Linked DNA regions of Mus musculus: region 1 is linked to region 2. Evidence: chromatin loops called from intact Hi-C (ENCODE). Cell type or tissue: left cerebral cortex. All regions are shown on one strand. Links, peaks and the distances in the headings refer to the core of each region. The heading gives the core; the rest is flanking DNA. Region 1 has its middle 3.9 kb from the start of Khdrbs3. Region 2 has its middle 40 kb from the start of Gm49415.

Region 1 (2,813 bases), core at 141-2,640, 210 kb before region 2:
CCTTTGGGATTCTAGGCCAGAGATCTCTCTAGAATACCCTGCTCTGGCCAAGCACTTCCTGTGGACTGAGACTGCTCTGGATTTAGAAGCAAAAGATGTCTTCTCCAATGGCACCTCTGGACAAGGGCACAAGGGCACTGTTGGCTTTACACAAGGCTTTACATCTCCTGTCCACACTCCATGGAGTCCCTCAGCTGGCATAAGGGAACATAACTACCTTTCCAAGTCATTGTCTTGACTCTCAGTCCCAGAGATGCAAGGAGTATCTCCCAAGCCACTGTTACCCATCATTCCAGGCTACCAGAAGGAGCACAGCCAAGTCTCTGCAACCCCAGAGGGATAGTTGTCATTTTATAATCTCCGCCGACTTCCAGGCCTTCTTTCCCAGGGAGAGACAGACCCTTGGCCTCTGACATCAGCTCCAGTGAATCACACACACTGCTGCTGTGCCTGACACCATCAGGGCATGCTCCAATCACAGCCAGTGTCTGTGAGCTAGTTTTCTTCTATATAAGGATTGCTACCCACATTACAAACTTCCCTTTGAATGTGTAAGAGATATGAGCCCTATGTTACATTCTCATGAGTGGAAAAGTTCAAATCTCATTCTGGCCCCCATATCCCTTACTTACTAGCTACCAATCTTTCCCCAGCAAGCATTATCTCTGAGCACCGGGAAAGGGTCAGTTAAGATTTATACCTCACTAACCTCCACATAGACACAGCATTAATGCTTTCTGACTCCTCCTTCTCTCTACACCAGTGTTATTTATGCTCTTGTTCATGCTCACCACACTGAGTCTTTGTCTTCTGTGTCCTTGGAGCCTTCTCAGCTCCTTAGCCCAGCGTCTGGTTGAGCAGTCAGGTCAATGCAAGCAGTCATGTATTCAGGGATCACTCCTTAAAAATAAATTCTCTAACATCACTGTTACTCCAATCTTCGAGACAGTGGCTTTGTTATGTAAGGGGGACACCAAAAGATGGCATAGCCTCACCTAGAAATCCATCATGAGCATGTTACAGCAAAAGACACCAAGAAGATCCACTCTGGGCTCTGACTCCAGTTTTTGCCATAGAAAACAGGTTACACAAGCTTAGACTGTGTGGCTGGAAGGGTAGAAAGCAACCCTGGAAGGAAAGGAGACACTTTGGAAGGCAGGAGTCACAATGTTCAGAGCACATCCACAGATCAGGAGTGACTCCACGAGGCCCCTACTCAATGCAGAAGACAGCCAGAAGGAAACTCAAACATCAAGTAAGTGTGACTAAGAAAGTTGAAACAGTCCAGACATTGGGAGGAGAATTAGATACATTTCCTCGAATACACGTGAACATAATATGTACACAAAGAGAAACACATATGCACATGATCATACATGCGTATATGTACACTCAGATAATCTATCATTTCTGTTCCACTCAGGCTACAAACAGGAGAATCATGTCCTCCAGCTTAATCACTCACATACCTAGAGACACCTAGCCTGTTGCTCTGTATTCACAGGCTTTCCGTGCAAGTCCTCGTTCAATCTGATGGATGGCAAGGCCAGGTCCTCTTGCATGTTTCTCTTTACTGCAGCAAAGCTACCCAGTCAACGCCTGTTCAGCAAAGATGATGCCACAGCTATTGCACACACACCCCCTCGTGGCCAAATTCGGAAGCACATTCCCTCAAAAGTTCGAACTGTGTGGCAGCCACTTGGGTTTTGGCCTCCACTGAAAGGAACTCCAAGGACTGACATGTCAGCCTAAGAAGGAAAATAATGAACATTCTAATGTGAAGGAAATGAAAGGGGAAGAAGGTAATGAAATGCAGGTAGGGGAAAGAAAACGAGAAAGTGGGAGAGAGCAGAACAAAAGAAAGTAAAAGAGTTATGCAAAGAAAAACAAGAGTAAGGAGCATCGGGGGAAGCCTTCCTGTGTTTAAAGGTAGGCATGCAAAGGAAGCAACAAAGGAACAAGAATTAACACTGTCCAGGGGCCTCAATGTGACAGCCAAGTGTGTGCAGAAAAGCCATCTGACCCCACCTACTGGCCATGGTAATTCCAAATCCTTTTGTCTCCATTTCTAAGCCTGGAAAGTGTAACAAGTAACAATTGTTCTCAGCCGGTGTGGTGGCGTAGGCCTTTAGTCCCAGCACTTGGGAGGCAGAGGCAGGCAGATTTCTGAATTGGAGGATTTCTGTAGTTCTAGTCTACAACGTGAGTTCCAGGACAGGATGGAAATTGCCATGCATTCTCTGATCTAGCCGTGGTGGAAATGGGTTTTGTTAGTTTCCTTGATGTGGGAGCTGCCCTGTATCCTTCACATACTGTTCTAAAAATGTGGCATGTGGTGGTGGAATGCACCAAGTTATCACCCACTCCGGCACTTTGTAAGATGCTACAGTTTGAAAAGCACAGCTGAAATGTAAAACATTATTGCCACGATAGTAAAAACATTCACATCCATCTCCTAGCCCACAGTTTCCTGTTAGGATGCATAAAGATACACACACAACAATTTTGTCTACATGGTGGGTTTTTTGGGGAGAGGAGGGCTCAGTAAACTGCATATTTTGAGTTTGGTAAAATAATCAGAAATAAAATATTTTTTGGCAGTATCAGACTCACACATGCACAGCAAGCTGGTCAGGTGATGACATTTTTAAAGTCCAGTACAGATAGATGACCAGTGTTGGGGGCTAGAGAGATGGCTCAGGAATTAAGAACACTTGCAGTTCTTGCAGGAGACCTGAAGTCTGTTGCAAGCACCCAAGTCAGGGGCCTATAAATGCTTATAACTCTAGTTTCAGTACATCTGAATCCCTCTT
Region 2 (2,813 bases), core at 127-2,626:
AGGTTTGACTGGCTGGGTCACTTCATGAAGGAAAGCTTCCCTGGTATGTCTCTGTAGCCTAACGTGAGGACACATTCTATCTTACCTAGGCCAAGATCTCTAGTGTTGGGGGTTATTTGTTGCTACAGGATACCCTAACCTTATCCTAACTATCACATAAACACAATGTTTATTAAGCGTCTATGAATGTCGGCTTTGCACCAGGCATTTAGGATAAATGATAACACAGTCACTTGTCTGTCTTGTTTTCATTTAGATAATAAATGAAGAAGCTCAGGAGCAAGCAGACAATTACTGCCCGGTGTGATAAATACTCAACAGCAATTTGCTCTGAAAGAGTAGAGCACAGCCTTACTATGGTCTGTGGTCAAGCAAGCTTTCTAGAAAAAGTAACATCTGAGCAATATCTGAAGAAATAATACTACTTCGGAGAGGAGGATGGCTGTTTTAAAAATGAAGTGATGGCGGCGGCCGAGCGGGCATGGGGAGCAGCGGTCGGTGTAGCCCGGCTGTGCAGGTGGTTCTGTCATGTAGCGACTCCACACACCTTTAAGAAACAACCTCTGCACCAATATGTACGGAGACCACTTTTCCCGCTGCGCGCATCCTTGTGTAACATGTTTATTCAAACACAAGACACCCCAAATCCCAACAGCTTAAAGTTTATACCAGGAAAGCGGGTTCTTGAGACGAGGACCATGGATTTCTCCACCCCTGCTGCAGCTTTCCGCTCCCCTCTGGCCAGGCAGTTATTCAGAATTGAAGGTGTGAAGAGCGTCTTCTTCGGCCCAGATTTCATCACAGTCACAAAGGAGAATGGAGAGTTAGACTGGAATTTACTGAAACCAGACATTCATGCCACAATTATGGACTTCTTTGCATCTGGCTTACCCCTAGTGACCGAGGAGACGCCTCCGCCTCCGGGAGAAGCAGGCTCTGAGGAAGATGACGGAGTCGTGGCAATGATTAAAGAACTGTTAGATACTAGAATACGGCCAACTGTGCAGGAGGATGGGGGCGACGTGATCTACAGGGCCTTTGAAGATGGCATTGTGCGGCTGAAGCTCCAGGGCTCCTGCCCCAGCTGCCCCAGCTCCATCATCACCCTGAAGAGCGGGATTCGAACATGCTGCAGTTTTATATTCCAGAAGTGGAAGGTGTAGAGCAGGTGATGGATGATGACGAATCAGATGAAAAAGAAGCAAATTCATCTTAAATAATCTGCATTTTCTTTGGCCACAACCATTGGACTTATCTTTACTGATCCTGTAATTATAGTCTCTGCTATGGAAGTTTATTAATAAAAGGTTTCCAAAAAAAAGTGATGTGCTATGTAGCATAATGGTATGCCTTATGCCATGGTCTGTCCTTAGTACCAGATGTCGTGTCTCATCTTAATTTTCCAGGGATTTTTTTCTTCAGTCTAGCTTCCACCTTACCTGAATTGTACCAAGTGCTGTCGTCCTCCCTGAAGACTCAGTGTCATCTTTAGAGACAGTACAAAACAGGTGTGAGTCATTCCATCTCGTGACTTAGAGAATGTGTCTAAGCTACTGAGTCACAGAGTTGCACAGGCACAGAACATTTGGATGAAAGACCAAAAAGAGAAGGAGGGAGAGAAAGAGAGAGGAAAAAAATTCTCTTCTTGGCACACAAGATATCTTGAAGCAAATTTATAGCAGGCTGTTAAATTCAAAGCCTCTGGCAAGTGCCATGAGGTAACACATGAGAAATTCAAATCCAGATTCCCAGTGGTAAAACTGAAAAGGAAATGTCAGGGCGCCTGTCCAAAGAGCCTCATCCACACTGCAGTTGCAACGAAAGTCAAAGTGACGGAGAGAGGAAACCTGCAGAGATGTCTGCAACAGTGCATTTTGTGCATTTTGGCCTCTGTGGGTCACCCCAAAGCTCCAGGAAGTATTTCTTACATTGAGATCCACTCCTAACCAAGGGACCACAGAGAAGAGGGCCAATCACCAGTTTCTTGATGGAGCCTGCTTAGAAACCTAGGGTTTCTTGGAGCAAAGGCCACAGGAGCTTTTTCCAGAAACCAGTGAGGTGACGTGTGACATTTTTCATTGAGAGATGGCCAGAGAAGGTACCTTGAAATTAATAATATAAGTTGTGGTGAGATGTCATTATTTAAAAAGTCAGAATTCTAGCAGTTAATAAAGGAAGGGAAGGAGACATCTTCCAAAATGCAGTTGCTTCTATCTGGTGTGGGGGACTTTCAGAGGCTTTTGTAAATGTAAGATGTCTGAAGTATCCAGGAATGTCAATGGTTCTGACAGATCCTGCAGTGACATCCAAAGCAGATCTTCTCACTTGCCCCTCTCCTCTCACCCCTTCCAGTCCCAGAGAGATAGAAATGGAAAAAGAAGTTGTCATTCATTAAACAGTTAAAACACAAGTCAGATATTGAGAAACCCACCACAGAGGTCCTACCTTTCCCCACCACAGGCTCTTGCAAACTTATCTATGCCCAAAAGAATGAAGAAGACTCACTATAAAATCACCCCATTTGGGCTAAGATCTTTGAGTGGGCACTGGAGTACTAAATCAAGACAATGGCTGGAACTTAAAATGGCTTAAAAAGCTATGAGTGAGTTTGCATTGTTTTTATTAGGGGCATGAAAAGGTGGACCTACTGCATAAATTTCAAAGAGGTGACTGGGGAAAGCAATAGAGGGTTGCTTTAATTGCTTTTTCAAGCTGTGCTTTTTTGACCTGCATTTTATGGATGCTATTTCATCACTTATAAGCAGCAAGGAGCAAAGATCTCTCAAAATTACTTCAGCATAAGAAATGTTAAG

Evidence for each region. Hi-C counts contacts between places; a loop is a spot of excess contacts. Peaks named below come from ENCODE experiments on the same cell type or tissue, not always from the same donor. Only the 100,000 strongest peaks of a DNase experiment are listed, where the experiment ranks them.
Region 1: a loop joins it to region 2, with 2.8 times the contacts of the local background. A loop is called at or near these places in 3 of 42 quality-filtered maps.

The regions. Positions count from the first base shown.
Region 1 is chr15:68,923,126-68,925,938 of GRCm38, reverse strand. No RefSeq gene overlaps it. Among named protein-coding and RNA genes, the nearest start is that of Khdrbs3, 3.9 kb to the left of the region's middle. In left cerebral cortex, for the core only: a CTCF peak has its summit at 1,654; DNase peaks (open chromatin) are centred at 396, 937, 1,631 and 2,308.
Region 2 is chr15:68,713,412-68,716,224 of GRCm38, reverse strand. It overlaps the pseudogene Gm7859. Among named protein-coding and RNA genes, the nearest start is that of Gm49415, 40 kb to the left of the region's middle. In left cerebral cortex, for the core only: no CTCF peak of the experiment used is centred there; a DNase peak (open chromatin) is centred at 1,649; H3K27ac peaks cover 1,680 bases.